2 separate regions of the Homo sapiens genome follow, and region 2 is linked to region 1. Evidence: chromatin loops called from intact Hi-C (ENCODE). Cell type or tissue: mammary epithelial cell. All regions are shown on one strand. Each heading gives the region's core, and the rest is flanking DNA. Links, peaks and the distances in the headings are about the cores only.

Region 1 (2,500 bases), core at 1-2,500:
CAATCGATTTCTAAACACTGACAATATATACAGGCCTAGGATCAATTCCACAAACTTTACTATAAAATTATCCCTTTTACAGGTGTTTTCCACTGATGTTATATATGTTAAAGTAATACAAAATGATACACTTCAATCCCCCAAAATAATTCACCTACGAAAATTATTGAGATAACAGTCATTTGGCTTAAAGCAATTGATATGGTTTGGATCTGTGTCCCCTCCCAAATCTCATGTTGCAATGTAATCCCCAAATATGAAGGGGCCTGGTGGGAGGTGATTGGATCCTGGGTGCGGTTTCTCATCGTTTAACACCATCCCCCATTGGTGCTGTCATCGGGATTGTGAGTTCTCTTGAGATCTAGTTGTTCAAAAGTGTGTGGCACCTTTCCCTCTCTTTTGCTTCTGCTCCACCATGTAAGACATGCCTTGCTTCTCCTTCACCTTCTGCTATGATTATAAGTTTCCTGTGGCCTCCCCAGAAGCCAAGCAGATCCCAGTATCATGCTTCCTGCACAGCCTATGGAACCGTGAGCCAATTAAACCTCAAACCTCTTTTCTTTATAAATTACCCAGTCTCAGGTGTTTCTTTTTTTTTTTTTTTTTTTTCTTTTTTTTTTTTTTTTTTCCTGTGAGACAAGGTCTGGCTCTATCACCCCGGCTGGAGTGCGGCGGTGCCATCTTGGCTCACTTGGTGCACAACACCATATCTGGCTAAATTTTGTATATTTTATACAGACAGGGTTTCGTCATGTTGCTCAGGCTGGTCTTGAACTTGTGAGCTCAAGTGATCCACCCACCCACCTCGGCCTCCTAATGTGCTGGGATTACAGCCATGAGTCACCATGCCTGGCCACAGGTACTTCTTTACAGCAGTGCGAAAACAAACTAATACAGCAATAAAGATATTTTGAGCCCTGCTGGCTCACTGCAAAGCCACATTCCACATGTGATGAGAAAGCTCAAGCTAGTGCAGGGACTTGGTAACTTTTGGTATAGCAATGTCTTACTAGGACTAGGCTTCTGGAAGCCAAGGACAGCTATTCCTGCTTTTGACTCTGGATGGCACCTCTAGTTCTCACTAAGCAAGAGAAGGACTGATAAAATGGCAAAGAGCTGTTAAAGGCTAACTACCTGTAATGTCAGGAGCATGGCAAGGCAAGGATTATGTATGTGTCTAATCTAAGAGTGAATCACAGGGCTCTGCTTGGTAAGCCTAGCCTCTAATTCATTCCTATATTGCATGGCCTTGAGAAACTTACATAAACTCACTCTGTGCATCAATTCTCCCAAGTTAAAAAAAAAAAAAAAGGAAGAATGTTCTAGCTCTCTGTTATATAAGAGTTTTACGTGACTACCTGGACAAAAGGTCTCCTCAAAAAAGAAAATAAATGCAACATGAGCCTCGCACAGTACCTGGCACACAGAAAATAATCAGTCTACATGTATTGACACTACATGACCAAAGAAGGCTCCCTCATGTAGGACAGAAGAGATTCCCTTGACATACCATCACTAAAGAGTCCGTAAATGATTTCAGAAACCAACTCGGAGTGTTGGGTGCAATGAGTAAGGGAACCACAAATTACGGGTGTCAAAGAGTCATCTGTTATGCCCAAGCTCGCTTTGACAGGGACCACCTACTTCTGAGAATCAGCTGATATATACCATATTAAGGGCCCTGTAGCCATACAAGTCAGAAAAGATAGCTTTTTGCCAGCCAAGTAAGCCACTGCTGTAGGATGGTGGAAGGAGCATATGTGGGGACAGGGGACTTGGGTAGTAGTAGGCCCACAGACTCCTAAACGCTTTTCAGCTGCCACTTGGATACCAGTTTGCAACTTAGCAGATTACTGATTTAACCAAGAAATGATACATTACAGTACTGTGCTCCATCATAATGTAAAGGAACTGATTTTGCTTATTCATTTACCCTCAACTTACTGATTCCCACGATGAGCAGCTACACTGATAGTCATGGGGGTGCAAAGGCGAACATATCTTGCTTGCTGGGGACTAAATGCTTGTGTCCTTCTCAAATATATATATTGAAACTCTAACCCCCAAAGTGATAGTATTAGGACATGGGGCCTTTTGGCAGAAGCCCTTGTGAATGGGACTCATGCCTTTTCACAAGGAGGCCTCATAGAGCTGTCTTGCCCCTTCCACCATGTGAGGACACAGTGAGAAGGTTGTCATCTATGAGAAAGTGGGCTGTTGCCAGACACTGAATCTGCTGGTGCCTTGATCTGGGGCACCTCACCTTCTAGAACCGTGAGAAATAGATTTTATAAGCCACTCAGTCAATCTGGCATTTTTTTGTATTAGCTCAATTGGATTAAGACATTGCATTTTATCCTCCACGTATTTGAACTTTGTCTTGAAGGTTTTAGAAACATAATTCTTAGGCAGCAGATAAACAAGAATGACTACTTAGATAGAAAGACTGTTTAAGAGACTACATAATAGAGTGGGCAAAAGGAGAGGGAACTGTAAGTTT
Region 2 (7,511 bases), core at 323-2,822, 220 kb before region 1:
ACTGAAGACAGAAGAATGGACCAAAAGCCTGTATGGAAACAGAATTGCAGAGCCCCGCCTGCAGCAGGATGGCTGCCTTTCCCCAGTTCCAGCGAGAAACTGCATACTCCCTCTCTGAGGAGGCTCACAGGGAGGTTTGCACTTAGAGACACAAGATGAAGTTGAAGGGGCAGCTAACATACAAGAGACAGGGGGATTGAATGTAAAGCTGTGTATGAACAGAAGAACTCCCAGCCCCTCTCTTCTGGCAGGAGATTGAAGAATGATTTTCTGGGGAAATTGGCCAATCTTAGAAAAGAGGTCGGGCCAGGCGCTGTGGCTCACTCCTGTAATCCCAGCACTTTGGGAGGCCAAGGCGGGCGGATCATGAGGTCGAGAGATTGAGACCATCCTGGCTAACATGGTGAAACCCCGTCTCTACTAAAAATACAAAAAAATTAGCCGGGCGTGGTGGCGGGCGCCTGTAGTCCCAGCTACTCAGGAGGCTGAGGCAGGAGAATGGCGTGAACCCGGGAGGTGGAGCTTGCAGTGAGCCGAGATCGCGCCACTGCACTCCAGCCTGGGCGACAGAGCGAAAAAAAAAAAAAAAGAAAAAGAAAAAGAAAAGAGGTCAAGGACTCCGTCCTTGGAATCCTAAGAAAATTTTCCAGCCGTATTACCCTTCTATGAAGCCCACCTGTCAACCAACAAGCACCCACTCGATCAGAGCTTCCCCAGGCTTTTTGGTGTCTCCTCCTTGCATGGGAATTGACTTCCAAGGACCACCAGACACTGAGGAAGTATTTTAACATATAAAGCAAAAGCAACAATAGGGCAGCTGGAGAAAGGAAATTAGAAGTAACAGAGCCAATGCAGTGATTAGAAAAACACTCAAAAAATGGTAATAAATGTGTTCAATGGGTCAAGAGAACATATTTCCATCTATTTAAATAAAAACAGGAATCAATAAAAGTGAACATACAAAAAAGAGCTCTTGTCACAGAAATGAAAACCTTGGGAGCAGGACTGCACCCACGGTTCCCACCAACCTATCCTGCCATCATGTTTTCTCCCTACTCCAGCTTCCTCCCAAGCTCACTCTACGTAGATGGTTTTTCTTCCCTTAGCCAACAAACGAAATTCTGCCTATAAATTAAGCCAGGACACTAGGATATGGAGGTATATTATTTATGTCTCTTTTCCAGTGTTTCCTGGTATATAACAGCAAAGATGGTTTAGCAAGTTAACTGGTCAGGCCAGAATTCTTGATGGTTGCCAAGTCAGGAGGCAGACGGTGAAGGAATGCATTCTGGTTATGAAAAATGGCAATGACGAGTAAGTTGCAGAGTAAAGATGCCTTTTAGAGGAAATTAAGGTTTGCAATAAATGCATGCTAATCCTCTAATTTTGATGAAAGACTAAAGCTCTTGTTTTGGTTTGCATTTCAAAGAGCAAGAGCATAGGCTCTTGTGCTGGGAGGTGGCCAGTTTCCTGGAAAGGAATTTATGGAGTCTGAAAGAGGAATTAGTACAAATTATATTTTCAAATAAGATACTTGAAAGTTATTGATGACAGGGAAAAGATTGTCTAAAGAGGGCTTGAAATTGGGGAAATAATTGAGGCTCAGTGACAAAGGAGAAGATTACAACTTCAAAAATGAATAAATAAATAACATTGCATGTTTATTTTACAACACCAGGGGGCGATGATGTCTACGTTTTTATTCTGTATCCTTTATCGCTGACAAAGATTTGGTCTCTGCAATTTTACCTTATTGTTTCTCAGATGACCAAGGGGTTGGCTTAATTTGTTCTGTTTAAACTTATTGCAAGTCCTTCTGTAATTTCCTAATGTTTTCATAATGTGTGTTGTGACCAGACTCTCCTTATAACCCCAGTTAATAAAAGTTAACAGGAAAAAAAAAAAATAGAAGGATTGGAAGATAAAGTTGGGGAAATTTCTCTGAAAGTAAAACAAAAAGATAGAGATGAAAAGTAGGAAAAAATAAGAAAAGAAAAAATTGAGGGTAACAATTCAGGTGGTGCAATAATTAGTCAATAGTCTAGTTCAAGAGAGTTTATTTAAAAAAATAAATTTAGACTATTTTAAAAAATAGTCTAAGATCATTTCCTACAATTGAAGAATATGAATTTCCAAGCTGAAAGAGTTCACCCAATACTGAATATAATAAATAAAAATCCTATTTGGGCACAGTATGAAATTTTAGAAAATGAGGGAAAAGGAGAATATTTTCCAGGAGAGAAGGAGGAATGTGTGACATATAATCGATAAAGAATTATAATCATGTGACTGGGCACAGTGGCTCATGCCTGTAATCCCAGCACTTTAGGAGGCCGAGGCAAGAGGATTGCTTGAGCCCAGGAGTACAAGACCAGCCTGGGCAACCTGGCGAAACCCCATTTCTAACAAAAAAAGAAAAGCAAAAATTAGCCAGGCATGGTGGCATGAGCCACTCGGGAAGCTGAAGTGGGGTGATTGCTTGAGTTCAGGTGGTTGAGGCTGCAGTGACCCAACATCGCGCCACTGCCCTCCAGCCTGGGCAACAGAGCAAGACCTTGTCTCAAAAAAAAACAAAACCAAAAAACCAAAAAACAAAACAAAACACACACACACACAAAAGAACTATAATGACATAGGACCTCTTGACAATGAAACTAAAATTCATAAAGATTTGCCTTCAAAATTCTAAGGGGAATCATTCTATATGTAGCAAAGCTATTCTCAAGAATGAGAGAGGTCTAAAGACATTCTCAGTCATGCAGGTCTCAACACCTCTACTCCCCATCTTTTCTCAGAAAGCCACAAAAGGGGGCTTTTTTTTTAAAAAATAAGGTCACAGATAAAAAAAATAGGAAGATATGGGATGTAAGAACAGATGACCTAACTCAAGAATGAGGTGCTGGGAATCTCCAGGATGATTAGGAAGGAGATCCCAGGATTACAGGTGTGCTGTACCCAGAGGAAGTAGTCAGCTAGATTGAGGCAGGGAAATGGGTTCTGAGAGGAATGTCCCCCAGAAAAACATGGTGCTGCTAGAATGCCTGGTGGGTTTGAATGCTGAGAGAAGACAGAACCCCCTGCTAGAGTTTGAGGGTAAGTTAGCAATGCGTAATAGAAGACAAAGAGAGTGAGATTGGAGATTTTTAGCTATTAGCTCTAGGTGGAAAGAAAAGTTACACAAAAAGAAAATATATTTTTATTTTACCTTATGACTCATCTGAGAATGTTATTTACAAAGTCACATCAATGTAAAAGCTTAATACTGATCTAAAGCAGAATTATAGATAGATTATGAAAGGAACAAGAAAATATGTGGGGTAGGTTGGGATGGGATAGGACATGGGTAAAAAAAGAACTGGATCCTTGTGGTCCTCATATTTCATAATGGAAACTAAACAGTTAAACATTTAAACAAATAAGATGTTTTACAATAAAAACATCTTATTGTAAAAGATGAAGGTGAATACTGAAAGAAACTGCTAAAAGATTTATGTACATATATATCTTTCATTGAAAAAAATAAAGTTTAAGATGAAAAGGGGATAGAAATGCAGTACAGTTACAAAAATTAAAACAATAGATACTGAAACTATTATAGATTTGAAAGATACATCACCAGAACAGAAGGGAGTCCAGAAATAGATTCACCAGAGATCCCATTTATCAGAATATATTTTAAACTTCTAATCACAAAAAGTGAGCACACTTTTCTCTTCCTGCATTGTTCACAATCATTTGGAAAAAATCTCAAATCTATAAATAAGACGATGGGGTAAAGGTCAAATAAGTTTCGGTACATATATGCAATGATGTTTTTCATGAAGCCAAAATAATGATGTTGACTTACATTTATTGTTTTTTGTGGAGCAATGCCCATGTTATATTGTGCAGAAAAAAACCATTTCTGATCATCAAAGATGGTATGATGCTATCTATCTGTCTAATCATCTATGCACACACACTCATACATGCATGCATCTGTTATGTGTGTATCTGTGTTTGGTGTGTGCTTGTACATACTTGTATGCATAAAAAGATATCTGGAAGAATTTCTGCCAAATTTTGGTAACTTTTATTTCCAGCCATTTGTCCTCTGTGTGACCAGAACTCCCTGCATATACTAAAATGTCTATTGATGGTCTTTGAGGGCAGAGACTGCCTAGTTCATCTTAATGTCCCCAGTGCTTTACTCGGTACTTGGCATAAAGTTCTACCTCAATACATCTTGTTGAATAGTCTTCTCAAAGTCACACAGGTAGTTTATAACTTGTCAGCCCCCACGTAAGGAATAAAAGTGGAAAACGCCCATTCTTTCCGTGGGTCAGAGCAGTGCCTTTCAACAGAAATATAATATGGGCCACTAATGTGAGCCACATAGGTAATTTTAAATTTTCTAGTCACATAAAAAAGTGGAAAAAAAACAGGTGAAATTTATGCTAATTGTATATTTTATTCAACCCAACATATCCAAAATATTGCCATCACAACATGTAATCAAAAATATCCTGAGATTTTTACATTATCTACTAAATATTCAGAATCTGAGGTGCATTTACATTTACAGCACATGTTAGCTCAAATCAGCCTTATGTCAACGTCTGTTCTCAAGAGCCACTAGTGGCTACTATGTTGGACAACACAGAATTAGAATATCAGGTTCATGAATTCTCTAGTCTGAATCTCAGTTGTCTCTACAATTCTAGTCTTATAAAAACATGAGCCCAGCTTCTCCATTGGAATGTGTCCTTACACTGTACTCAGAAACTTTGCAAAACTTCAGTTTTGCAGGATGTCAGTTTGGATGCAAGAAAGACCTTTGGGGAATCAAACAAATCATTTTGATGTCAGAAGTCATAGAGCTACACTGGCCTGTATCAGAAGTGGTTAAAATGCTTTACATCATACATTTTATTTGATTCACCAGTGTGAGTTGACAAAAGTGAAATAACTAAGATTGTTTAGTGTAACAAAATACAGTATGATATTAAAAATGGTCATATTAGCTAAGCTTCCTGAGGACCTCTTCCCAAAACAAGTTTTCTTCCAGTTGATCTGTAAGAACCATTTATGATTTTTTTCTGTGAACAATTCTTAGGAAAAGTTGAAGCAGCACATCTTCCAACTTATTTTGAAAACAGGCTCTCAGTTAATTTTGGTCCATTTCAAAATTGCATGAAAGAGATGCCCATATATTAGAAATGCTACTGTTTGAGAAAAAAAAAGGTAGAAAAATTGGCCTCTAGTTTTTTTGTCCAAAAACTCTTTTTTATATAGTTACTCTAAATGTACTCTACATGTGCCCTTAGGAAATTATTTCAATGAAAAGATTCTTTGAATTTGGTGCTGCCCCCGTGCCTATAATTTTTGGCAATTATACACTCATTTTAAAATGTAGGTCCTGGAATATTTTAATACTATATTCTGAAAGTGTAAAATACATAGGATCATAATTAGGTATAGTTTGCCATATATTTATTCAATAATTAAATATCAGTTTCTTATCGTAAGAAAATATCAGAACAGTTTCATCATGTTGGTTTAGGATCCCACCTCATATTTCCAACTAAGGGTTTGATTTATTAAATATTTCTTATGCATGCAAAATCTCTCCATAATCAAGGCACAAAAGGATGTTAGAGGAAATACAAAATTAAGAATTTGGTTGTTTTCAAACACACTTGGAGAGAAATTTACATATACATGTGTACCATCATAAAATGAGCACTGTGTCCACTTGGATTTGCTCTAAATTTACAGATCAAGTAAATGATCTCACCTGCATGTGAGACGGCAGGTGAAAGTAACTCAGTGAACCTCTAAACCCATTTCCAATTTCTTTCACACTGGGTTCAATTAAATGCCCAATTAATTTAAATAGCAGACTGTAAATAAAGCAATGCACATGATTATCATCTAATTAGCACTGGCCAGCATTATAATGTGCTCATTAGCGAGTTGTATGGTATCCTGAGGCTCATAATGAGTAATCAGGGTACTCGTGATTGGCATGTGGCTATCCGAATGCAACTACTCAACCCAATAAATTGGAGTTAGGACAGAATGTGTTATGTAAAAAGAAAAAATACAGAGCCAGCTGGTGAATTGGCAATTTCCTCCTTCCTGTAATTCAGGTACAGCTCCTGCTCTCAAATACAAAATAAATGTGAGAACAGGAGAGCTGGAGATAGCAGAAGAGCTGGAGATAGAAATGGAAATGTTCGCTAAGGGTGACAGAGAACAAGTGCCTATGATTATTATACAAGATTACCAAAAAAGATAAAACCTTTGTGGTATTTGGTTTCTTTTTCATATCTCAAGTATAGAATCAAAGTAAGAAATGAGCAGAGTTTCAATAACATTTCTTGGAAGGTGAAAATTTAATCATTGAAATATACTTCCTGATAATGTTCATAAAGCATTTTGCCTTCATGGTTTTAGCATGTTACTGCAAAATAGTTTGGCAGGCTGCAGGGAGAGATGCAGCTGAGTGTTGCATTCATTGTTATGTAGGTGATAAGTCACTATGGCAGGTGTTGTCTCTCTTGACACCCAATCCGACACGCTTTTCTTTTGCTTTCCTCTATTACAGAGGCTGGAAAGCAAAATATTTACCTTCCTAGACTCCCTTGCAGCTAGATGAAGGCCAGGTGACATTGTCTTGTCAATGAAATATAGGCACAAGGCCCTATGCAGGCTGTCCCTTTCTGAATAAAGCCTGGGTAAAAGAAAACCTGAGTCTCTTCCCCCTTTCTTCTTTCCTGAATGCACAGCAGCCATGCTGTGATCACTTGGACAAAAGCCACACACCACAGATGGCAGAGCAGGAAGATATTCAGCCTGATTCCTGAACATCCTTTGTGCAGCTACTTCAGCCTGGGTTGCCTGCCTTCACCCATCTTGTTACAGAAGAAAAAGACACCTCTCACTTGTTTAAGCCACTGAAGTAGTTTTTTTGTAATTGTGTTTGTTGTTGTTGTTGTTGCTGTTAACTAAAAATTAATACAATCTTACTCAATAGATCTTTATTAATAAAAATCCTGAAATGTAAGTATAAAGAAAATAACACAATATTGAAGTATTAATGCATTCTTAAATGATCTTCAAATATGATCATTATATCTAGAGATATTCCAAAAATATTCAGTGAAAGGAGGAATCGGTCTTTTTTACCTAGTATCACTGCCATGGAAAGACGATATCACTGGATGGGTGTCCTGGCAGCTCTTTCTTTCCTGGAACATTGCACATGCCCTGCTTTAAATGAAGGAAGCTTTTACTTTAGGCACTTAGTGTTTTTTGAATATGCTTTCTCATCCTTTCACGTGATAAAATTGATGTTAGACTGGGAACAATCTAGATCCCTTTGACAGGATATGCCAGAGGTGGGAAGAAAAAGTGGTTCAAGAAAGGATGAATTTGAAAAAGGATGGGTTAGAAGAAATGGGGAGTAAAGTTCCCAGTTAATTTATAGCTGGAAATAGTCACAAACCAATTCTTCAAGTCCACAGGCC

What was found. Peaks named below come from ENCODE experiments on the same cell type or tissue, not always from the same donor. Only the 100,000 strongest peaks of a DNase experiment are listed, where the experiment ranks them.
Region 2: it touches region 1 in a loop (4-fold over the local background); 9 of 110 quality-filtered maps call a loop at or near these places.

What each region holds. Positions count from the first base shown.
Region 1 is chr2:168,696,365-168,698,864 of GRCh38, reverse strand. All of the region lies in intron 6 of CERS6 (ceramide synthase 6), which reads right to left. Among named protein-coding and RNA genes, the nearest start is that of CERS6-AS1, 89 kb to the left of the region's middle. In mammary epithelial cell, for the core only: a CTCF peak has its summit at 1,056; a DNase peak (open chromatin) is centred at 964; H3K27ac peaks cover 349 bases.
Region 2 is chr2:168,914,942-168,922,452 of GRCh38, reverse strand. It overlaps ABCB11 (ATP binding cassette subfamily B member 11), which reads left to right. Exons shown (of 28, transcript NM_003742.4): 28 at 1-1,672. Among named protein-coding and RNA genes, the nearest start is that of G6PC2, 17 kb to the right of the region's middle. In mammary epithelial cell, for the core only: a CTCF peak has its summit at 1,674 (motif pointing right); no DNase peak of the experiment used is centred there.